Regions from separate parts of the Homo sapiens genome. Here region 1 is linked to region 2. Evidence: read pairs that join two places in POLR2A ChIA-PET (ENCODE). Cell type or tissue: A673. All regions are shown on one strand. Region 1 overlaps PDE4C (phosphodiesterase 4C). Region 2 has its middle 2.8 kb from the start of KCNN1.

The links. ChIA-PET counts read pairs that join two places held together with the same protein. Peaks named below come from ENCODE experiments on the same cell type or tissue, not always from the same donor. Only the 100,000 strongest peaks of a DNase experiment are listed, where the experiment ranks them.
Region 1: POLR2A ChIA-PET joins it to region 2 with 6 read pairs; 4 of 35 experiments call an interaction of 5 or more read pairs at or near these places.

Annotation. Positions count from the first base shown.
Region 1 is chr19:18,216,239-18,221,238 of GRCh38, reverse strand. PDE4C (phosphodiesterase 4C) reads left to right here. Exons shown (of 15, transcript NM_001098818.4): 4 at 61-134; 5 at 316-365; 6 at 724-836; 7 at 920-1,013; 8 at 1,842-2,005; 9 at 2,201-2,299; 10 at 2,741-2,905; 11 at 2,991-3,090; 12 at 4,344-4,498. Among named protein-coding and RNA genes, the nearest start is that of PDE4C, 7.7 kb to the left of the region's middle. RefSeq lists an enhancer at 751-1,950. In A673, no CTCF peak of the experiment used is centred here; no DNase peak of the experiment used is centred here.
Region 2 is chr19:17,961,805-17,966,804 of GRCh38, reverse strand. It overlaps a transcript of KCNN1 not described here. Among named protein-coding and RNA genes, the nearest start is that of KCNN1, 2.8 kb to the left of the region's middle. RefSeq lists enhancers at 1-711, 3,879-4,451. In A673, no CTCF peak of the experiment used is centred here; DNase peaks (open chromatin) are centred at 784, 914, 2,254 and 4,475; H3K27ac peaks cover 4,242 bases.

The DNA.
Region 1 (5,000 bases), 250 kb before region 2:
GCCCTGACCCCCTCCGGATCCGGCCTCTCCTTCCCACCGCCTACCACCTCCTCCCAACAGGTCCTGGCCAGTCTGCGGACCGTTCGGAGCAACGTGGCGGCCCTTGCCCGCCAGCAATGCCTAGGAGCAGCCAAGTAGGTAGAGGGCGGGGCGGGGCGGGGGCGGGGCCGGCAGAGACAAGGTGGGCGGAAAGCGGGCTGCAAATTGAGGCTGGGGCTCCGGCGCCTCCAGGTGGGTTTGAGGGGCGGGGCCTGGTGGACTTGGGGGCGGGGCGAGATGGGCGGAGCAGCCACGCCTGAGGCTGCTGTACCGCAGGCAGGGACCCGTCGGAAACCCTTCATCCAGCAATCAGCTCCCTCCTGCAGGTAAAGTACCTGTTCCTTCCCTCCCCCGCTGAGGACAGCTGGGAGCTTCCTTTCCATAGTGACCTCCCCAGTCCATGAGCCCCTTATACTGGGGCTAATTGTAGCCCCGCCCCTGCAAAAACAATAACGCCCTCGGGGATGGACCCCACCACACTCATATTACAGATGAGGAGGCTGAGGCCCAGAGATCTCATGGTCACACAGGCACTCGGGGAACAGATCTGGAACTTGGGTCCAGGAGTCCTGGGTGGCCCCCGTGGGAACAGTTTCAGGGTCCAGATGAAGAGACGAAGTCGCGAGAGGCGTGGGGTCCCTGAGCGGGGGGGTTGGGCAGGCCCCTGACTGCCTCGGCTCCCAGAGGACACGGGGCAGAAGCTGGCATTGGAGACGCTAGACGAGCTGGACTGGTGCCTGGATCAGTTGGAGACGCTGCAGACCCGGCACTCGGTGGGGGAGATGGCCTCCAACAAGGTGAGGTGGGGCAGATCGCTGAGCTCACCTGCCTCGGCCCACGGTGCCCCATCATCACGGTCTTCACCTTCTCTCCGCCCCAGTTCAAGCGGATCCTGAACCGGGAGTTGACCCACCTGTCCGAAACCAGCCGCTCCGGGAACCAGGTGTCCGAGTACATCTCCCGGACCTTCCTGGGTGAGCTTTGTTGAGTCACTGCCTGGACGACATTTTAGGAGTACTAAGAAACAAAAGAAAGATTCCTATGATAGACCTCAGTCTGGGGGAGATACAGCCAGACACAGACACCTTCAGCCCCCATGAGTCAGGGCTGGATCAGAGGGAGGAACAAGGGGAACTTCCAGGAGCAGGGGACATTAAAGCTACGGTTTTGAAGCATGAGTAGAAATTTGCCTAGGAGGAGATGGAGGGAACCAGACACTAGCTTGGGAGACGGAAAGGACATTAGGCTGTTTGGGGGAAAATGCTGAGCCCCAGGCACCCAGGGGCCAAGCCTAGCAGAAGGGTTTACTGAGATCAGCTGTGAACAGAGGAGAGGGGTAGGTAGCTACAGGCAAGACAGGATCTTTTTTTTTTTTTTGATACAGAGTTTCACTTTGTTGCCTAGGCGGGAGTGCAGTGGTGCAATCTCAGCCACTGCAACCTCCGCCTCCTGGGTTCAAGCAATTCTCCCACCTCAGCCTCCTGAGTAGCTGGGGTTACAGGTGCCTGCCACCATACGTGACTAATTTTTGTATTTTTAGTAGCGATGGGGTTTCACCGTATTGCTCAGACTGGTCTCGAACTCCTGACCTCAAGTGATCTGCCCACCTCGACCTCCCAAAGCACTGGGATTACAGGCGTGAGCCACTGCGTCCGGCCGACAGGGTCTTTACTCCGAACTTACTTTGGTTCCTGTAGAAAGGGAAATAGGTTGATTCTGGGGTTTGGCAAAATTCAGGTCCTGAGGCCAGGCCCCAGCAGGTGAAATCGGCTTCTCTGAGCTTCACCCTGGCCCATCCGCAGACCAGCAGACCGAGGTGGAGCTGCCCAAGGTGACCGCTGAGGAGGCCCCACAGCCCATGTCCCGGATCAGTGGCCTACATGGGCTCTGCCACAGTGCCAGCCTCTCCTCAGCCACTGTCCCACGCTTTGGGGTCCAGACTGACCAGGAGGAGCAACTGGCCAAGGTGGGTCCCCAACCACAATGCCAAGATCAAGGTTTGGTCCCTGGCTCTGTCTGGATGCCCTATCTCGGGCCTGTTTGCCCACCTATATACTGGGCAGTTGGGGCTCACTGTGGAACCTGGGGTGGGAGGATGGAGGCTCTAGAGTCTGGGGAAGTTGGGCTGGGGTTAATTAAGCTTCAGCCCTTCATATCTTAGGAGCTAGAAGACACCAACAAGTGGGGACTTGATGTGTTCAAGGTGGCGGAGCTAAGTGGGAACCGGCCCCTCACAGCTATCATATTCAGCATTTTTCAGGTACCTACCCTGCCCTTGGCTTCCAAGGAAAAACTCCTGGGGTTTCCCTCACTGCTTCCTACCACAGACCTCAGGGACACTCATTTTTCAAATCCTCCCTGACATTTCTGAAGGGGATAATTTGAGCAGGGTATTGAAGGATGAATAGGAGTTCACTCAGATGAACAGTTTGTTGTCCAGAAGCCTCAGCCCTGGCCCGGCCCCTGGCCCTGAAGAGGAGAGAAATCTGGAGAGAAGAGCTGGACAGAGACACCCCCAGTCCTGTAGGGTCAGGGATGGACCACCAAATAACACAGAGTGGAGGAGTTCAGGAGAGCACAGAGGGCATCTCAGAGGAGCAGGTGCTTGAGGCATAGATAGGAGTTCAGAAGAGAGGGGTAGGAACAGCGTGTGCTGCAGCCCCAAGGCCAAGGCCCTGAGCCAGGGTCTGTGATGGACCAGGAGCGGGACCTGCTGAAGACATTCCAGATCCCAGCAGACACACTGGCCACCTACCTGCTGATGCTGGAAGGTCACTACCACGCCAATGTGGCCTACCACAACAGCCTACATGCCGCCGACGTGGCCCAGTCCACGCATGTGCTGCTGGCTACGCCCGCCCTCGAGGTACTGCGCCATGACTGCAGGCAGGTGGGCGGGTGCAGGGCCCAGAGAACCCGCCCCTCACCGCCTGTGCCCTCTGCCTGCTCAGGCTGTGTTCACAGACTTGGAAATCCTGGCTGCCCTCTTTGCAAGCGCCATCCACGACGTGGACCATCCTGGGGTCTCCAACCAGTTTCTGATTAACACCAGTAAGTAGGAGTGGGAAGTGGGTGCAGGAGAAGAGGTGGACCCTGCCTCCACCCTGTCCACCAGGTGATCTCAGGGGGTTCCCATCTGCCCTGAGCCCAGTCTCCCTGTCTATGAAATGACTATGACAGTTTTCCCTCCCTTCAGGGTCTTGGAGCAGGTCTGGGTACACAGTAGGTGCCAACAAATGACAGAATAATGAGCTGTGGCAGAGCTGATCTGGTTCCACCAAGACCTTTATTTATTTATTTTTAAAGACAGTGTCTTGCTCTGTCACCCAGGCTGGAGTGCAGTGGCGCGATTTCGGCTCACTGCAACCTCTACCTCCCAGGTTCAAGCGATTGTCTAGCCTCAGCCTCCCGAGTAGCTGGGATTACAGGCACACACTACCATGCCTGGCTAATTTTTGTATTTTTCGTAGAGACAGGGTTTCGCTCTGTTACCCAGGCTGGTCTCAAACTCCTGGCCTCAAGCGATCTGTCTGCCTCAGCCTCCCAAAGTGCTGGGATTACAGGCACGAGCCACCGCGCCCAGACAGTTCCACCAAGATCTTAAAGTTTAGGATCCTATGAGGAATCTGAAAAACTCAGTTGACAGGCAATTATTGGGCACCTTTTGTGTACAAGCCCTGGAGTGCTGGGGGTGAGAGTGGAGGCCCCTCACTCAAAAGGACCTAGAGTCCAGAGACTGGGTGCCATGGCTCACACCTGTAATCCCAACATTGTGGGAGGCCGAAGTGGGAGGATTGCTTGAAGCCAGGAGTTCGAGACCAGCCTGGGCAATACAGTGAGACCCTGTCTCTCAAAAAAATAACAAAAATTAGTCAAGGGTGGTGGCACACACCTGTAATCCCAACTACTCAGGAGGCTGAGATGGGAGGATCACTTGAGGCCAGGAGGTTGAGGCTGCAGGGAACCGTGATTGCACCACTGCACTCCAGCCTGGGTGACAGCAAGACCCTGTCTCTAAAAAAGAAAAAGAAAAAAAAAAAACATTACTGAGTACTCACTGTCACTGGCCATAGGGGGTCCATGAGGAGCCTTCCCAGTCTTGGGTAGGCAGAGCCAAACACAGACAACCCTAGCCCTGCAGTCAGGGAAGCGCCAGGGACCTGGATGGTTTCTTACAGGAGGGCATGCTAGAGTTGGGCCTTCAACGCATGGGTAGGAGTTTGCTAAGGATTTCCAAAAGCTGCTTTTGGGTAGAGTGGGTGGGGCGGGTGGATCTTGGGGCTCTCAGTCCCATACCCTCACAGACTCAGAGCTGGCGCTTATGTACAACGACGCCTCGGTGCTGGAGAACCATCACCTGGCTGTGGGCTTCAAGCTGCTGCAGGCAGAGAACTGCGATATCTTCCAGAACCTCAGCGCCAAGCAGCGACTGAGTCTGCGCAGGATGGTCATTGACATGGTGAGGCCAGGGCAGTAAGCGGGGCGGGAGGGGCAGAGGGGAGCGGGGCATCCTTCTCATCTGCAGACAGCAGGGTGGGGTGATATTGGCATGGCCGGCGGTTCATCCAGACCCAGGCATGTCCTCACTCTGTCTGAGCTTCCTCATCTGTGAAATGGAACAGTGGGGCCAGGGGCGGTGGCTCATGCCTGTAATCCTAACACTTTGGGAAGCAGAGGCGGGCGAATCACCTGAGGTCAGGAGTTCGAGACCAGCCTGACCAACATGGTGAAACCTCGTCTCTACTAAAAATACAAAAATTAGCTGGGTGTGGTGGTGTGCACCTGTCATCCCAGCTACTTGGGAGACTGAGGCAGGAGAATTGCTAGAACCCAGGAGGCGGAGGCTGTAGTGAGCTAGTGAGCTAGTGAGCTGAGATCGCACCACTGCACTCCAGTCTCAGCAACAGAGTGAGACTCCATCTCAAAAAAAAAAAAAAAGGGGCTAGTGACTGCCCAAACCC
Region 2 (5,000 bases):
ACGCCTGGGGACTGTCCTCCCCGTAAGCATCAGCTGAAAGACAACTTTGCAAAGCAACTCAATGCCTGCCCCTCAAACGACCTCCTCCGGGGTCTAGCTCTGCATAGGGGAGCCTTGAGGGGGACTAGGGTGATTGCAAGTTGGGGGGTGTCTGGGAGCCAGGTGTAGGGCCTTCCAGGGGTGGGACTGGGTACATGCTGGGGCACTCGGTTAGAGGCCACCTTCTGTGGGAGGAGAGACGCCCGTCTGGATCAGGCCACCCAGTCCTAACCTCCAACACCCATTTCCAGGATGACAGGAAGCCAGAGCCCCAGGGAGTTTGGGATCACCAGGGCTGGGGGTCCCCAAAACTGTGCTCCTTCCCCCAGCACCCAGGCTGAACTTGGCCGACTCATTCATTCAAAGTTAATGGCGGCTCCAGGGAGCTTTGGGGACCAGTGGGTAGGGAGCTCTTCCTTCCTCCTCTTCCAGTCTTACTGCCTCTGCCTCTGCCTCACCCTGTTCCCACCAGGCTTGGGGTGACTGTGTTCAGCTCTGTCCCCCACCAGCCTGGGGGCTTCCTGGAGCCAGCAGATCCCACCTCCTATCTCTCTCCCACACCCTCCATCTGTTTTCTTCCCAGCCCAGAGCTTTGGCCCAGGTCAGGAACATCTGAGTGTTTATTCCTGAGGGAGGCTGTCTTCTGTGTTTCCTCTGCGGAGCTCAGAAAACAGTTGGACTGAAGGAAGGAAGGAAGGAAGGAAGGAAGGAAGGAAGGAAGGAAGGAAGGAAGGAAGGAAGGCAGGCAGGCAGGCAGGCAGGCAGGCAGGCATGAATGAGGGATAGCTGCATGGGCTGAGGGTGGCGGTGAGTCACAGAGGGGCCAGGTGATGGCTCAGAGTCTCAGACAGGACCTTTGTTCCCTCCCCTGGAGAGCCCGTTCCTCATCCCAGCCTGTCCAGACTGCTCTGCACAAGGCCCGGCCGTGGTGACAATGCCCAGGGCTGAGACAATCAGGAAATAGAGGCCTGGGTGGTCCCGGTCAGATCCACAGAGGTACCAGGCGGGGTTGGATAGGATCTGTAACAGGGGGCTGTTACGAGTGATCTGACCAGACACAAGCAGCTTTGAGAGTCACTGCAGAGCAAGAAAGGGGTTGTGGGGACTCCGAAGGGGCGGGTTTTCAGCCACACCTGAGAACCAGCCACCCCTCTTGCATCTCTCCACTGACTCACCAGCACTCCAACCTCCAGCCAAGCCTTCTCAGTCTCCCCTCGCCACAGTTCCCACCTCCAGGCCTTTGCACTTGCTGTTCCCCTGCCTGGACCACCAGGAGCCCCCCTTTCTAAAGCACAACATTGGAGCCACCCACAGCTCCCTCAGGATTGGGCACATCCCTGAACCACATTCAATGCTCCTGGCCCCTGACAGCTCAACCCAGCCCTTGCAGGAGTCCCTGAGCCACGAGAAGCATACCATGCCCACGGGCTGACCCTGGTCTGCTTGCACAGGCTGTAGCATCAGATGCTTTTTTCTTTCTTTTTTTTTTTTTGAGACAGAGTCTCACTTTGTCGCCCAGGCTGGAGTGCAGCAGCACGATCTCCACTCATTGCAACCTCTAAACCTCCACCTCCTGGGTTCAAGCAATTCTCATGCCTCCGCCTTCCAATGTAGCTGGGATTACAGGCGTGCACCACCAAACCTGGCTAATTTTTGTAATTTTAGTAGAGACGGGGTTTCACCATGTTGGCCAGGCTGGTCTCGAACTCCTAACCTCAAGCGATCCACTCCCAAAGTGCTGGGATTACAGGCGTGAGCCACCGCGCCTGGCCAGATGCTTTTTGAATTCAAGTCTAACATGTAACTGTCCCGAAATTCACAAAAACATCAGCCACAGCACTCCACTGCCCCCAATCCCCTGCACCCCTGCCCACGCCCTGAAGCCCCTGTACCCACCTTCTCCCTCTGAAAAGACCTGTGCTTGTTCTCCTTTGCATTCACCTGCCCTGAGGGATCGGGGACTGCCCCCATCAAGAAGTGGAACTTGGACAATCAATCTGGTGATCAACGGCCTTGCCTCCCACCTGAGTCAGTCCTGCCACCTGCTGGAATCCCACCCCTCAGAGACAAGGTTGGCAGCATGAATGGGAGTCAAGGTTGGATGGAGGTGGGACTTCTGGTGGGGGCTGTCTGGGTCTCCGTTCCAGGCAGAGCCTCTCATCAGCCCATGGTTGGCTGGAAGAGACCCAAGAAGCCTGCAAGTGAGCCTGTCAGGCAGCCAAGACGCCCCCGGGACTCATGCCCTGGGAAACTGCCTTGCGCACAGGCTGTGTCCTCTGCAAACGTCAAGCATGGTGGAGGCGGCTGGAGAGCAAGCCCCTCCGCAGGGGGCCTGAGGGCTGGGCCTCTGGTCTCTGGGCAGTGTCTAAGGGTCTGGGTGCAAGAGAACTGGAAGACGTTCACAGGAGCTCAGGGACACAAAGGTAGTGGCCGGAGCAGGGAGTGGCCTGGCCACACGAGCATCTCCCTACACCTCCATCCCCAGCACCCCTCCACAGGTGCATCCACTGAAATCTTGGACCCAGCCCGGACTGCCCGGATGGAAGCTGGAACCTGGGCCCCAGTGAGTGTCAGGATGGCAAGGGTAAGATATTCACTCATTCAGCCATTTATTTATTCACTGATTCATTCATTCATTCACTAATTCATTCATTCATTCACATATCCACATAGCCCCTTCTCTGAGCCTGGTGCTGGGGAATGCAGCACCCTAGAGAGATACAAACCGTGCCCCTCTTGAAGCTGGCTTTCTAGAAGAGGGGGACAACCCTCTCCAAAGAGGGAAATAAAACTGAGAATTTTAGATACACAAAAGTACTGTCCAGCCTAGGCAACATAGCGAGACCCTGTCTCTACAAAAATTTTTTAAAAATTAGCTAGGCGTGGAGCCATGTGCCCGTAGTCCCAGCTCCTTCGGGCGGCTGAGGCAGGAAGATCGCTCGAGCCCAGGAGGTGGAGACCACAGTGAGCTGTGATCATGCCTCTGCCCTCCAGCCTGGGCAACAAAGCAAGACCCTATCTCACAAAAAAAAAAAAAAAAGTATCAGAAGTATCAGGAAGAGATCCAAAAAAGTTGAAAGAACTAAGAACGAGGACAGGGAGACTTGAGTTAGGGTGGTCAGGGAAGTCTCTTAGAAGAGAAATCATTTGAGCTGGGTGTGGTGGCTCATGCCTATAATCTCAGCACTTCGGGAGGACAAAGAGGGCAGATCACCTGAGGTCAGGAGTTCGAGACCAACCTGGCCAACATGGCAAAACCCTGTCTCTACCAAAAATACAAAAAATTAGCCGGGTGTGTTGGTGGGCAACTGTAATCCCAGCTACTTGGGAGGCTGAGAGGCAGGAGAATCGCTTGAACTTGGGAGGTGGAGGTTGCAGTGAGCCAAGACTGTGCCACTGCACTACAGCCTGGGCGACAGAGTGAGACTCTATCTCAAAAAAAAAAAAAAAGGTGGCCGGGTGCAGTGGCTCACTCCTGCAATCTCAGCACTTTGGGAGGCTGAGGCAGGCGGATCACGAGGTCAGGAGATCGAGACCATCCTGGCTAACACGGTGAAACCCCGTCTTTACTAAAAATACAAAAAACTTAGCCGGGTGTGGCGTGGTGGCGGGCGCCTGTAATCCCAACTACTCTGGCGGCTGAGGCAGGAGAATGGCGTGAACCCAGGAGGCGGAGCTTGCAGTGAACCGAGATCGCGCCACTGCACTCCAGCCTGGGCTTGACAGAGCAAGACTCCGTCTCAAAAAAAAAAAAAAAAAAAAAAAGCCTGGGCGTGGTGGCTCACGCCTGTAATCCCAGCACTTTGGGAGGCCAAGACAGGCGGATCATGAGGTCAGGAGTTCAAGACCAGCCTGGCCAACATAGTGAAACCCCATCTCTACTAAAAATACAAAAAATTAGCCAGGCGTGGTGGCGCTGTAATCCCACCTACTCGGGAGGCTGAGGCAGAAGATCGCTTGAACCCAGAAGGCAGAGGTTGCAGTGAGCCGAGGTCACGCCACTGCACTCCAGCCTGGGTGACAGTGCAAGACACCATCTCAAAAAGAAAAAAAAAAAACAAGATCTGGAGTGTTGGCTCCCTCGGGCTCCTGGGAACTGCAGGGGCAGGAAGCGGAGTGGGAATACCAGGGTGGGAGCTGGGGCAGGTGTCGCAGAGGGCTTGTTCCTGAGCTCTCGGGATTCAGGGACCTGGGATTCCTTCCATCAGCATCTACTGAGCACCTCCTGTGTGCAGGACTTGTACTCTAAGGCAGGGACACTGTGGTGGTAAAGACACACAAAGTCCCCCAGACTCCCAGTTTCAGGCCAGAAGACAAGACCGGCTTTGATATGATAAATACACAAGGGCCCTGCAGACAGAACACGGAGGAAAAAGGGGCACAGGATGGGAGGGGAGGGACTGGGCCTGATCCTTCCCGGTTCTCCCCATGGGCTGCCTGCTGTGTTCTCAGCCCTAGAGCAGGAAGTGGGAGCCTGGGCGTGACAGGCAGGCAGGGTAGCAGCTCCATCATAAGCAAGGAGTCCCCAAAAAGCATCCAAGGCTGTCAGGGAGCCCCTGTCATGCCCACCAGCGGCCCCACCCTGGGACTGTCCCATCCTGTCCATTCAGACATGAGCGCCCCTCCCTCCTCACGCTCAGGCTAGAAGGCTCTAGCCTCCTTCCTTTACCACCCCCACATCCAGTGGGTCCAACCGATCCCATAAATTTGCTCCAGGGAACCCCTCTCTCCCCACTGTGGCAGCTCCATAGAGGAGCAAAGGTTTGACTCCAAACCCCAATGTCTTGCTACGCAGGTGGACTGGTTTGAATCGTGACCCCCCAAAATTTGAGTCCTCCCCAGAACCTTGGACCTTATTTGAAAATAGGGGTTTTTTTGGCCAGGCTCAGTGGCTCATGCCTGTAATCCCAGCACTTTGGGAGGCCGAGGCGGGTGGATCACCTGAGGTCAGGAATTAGAGA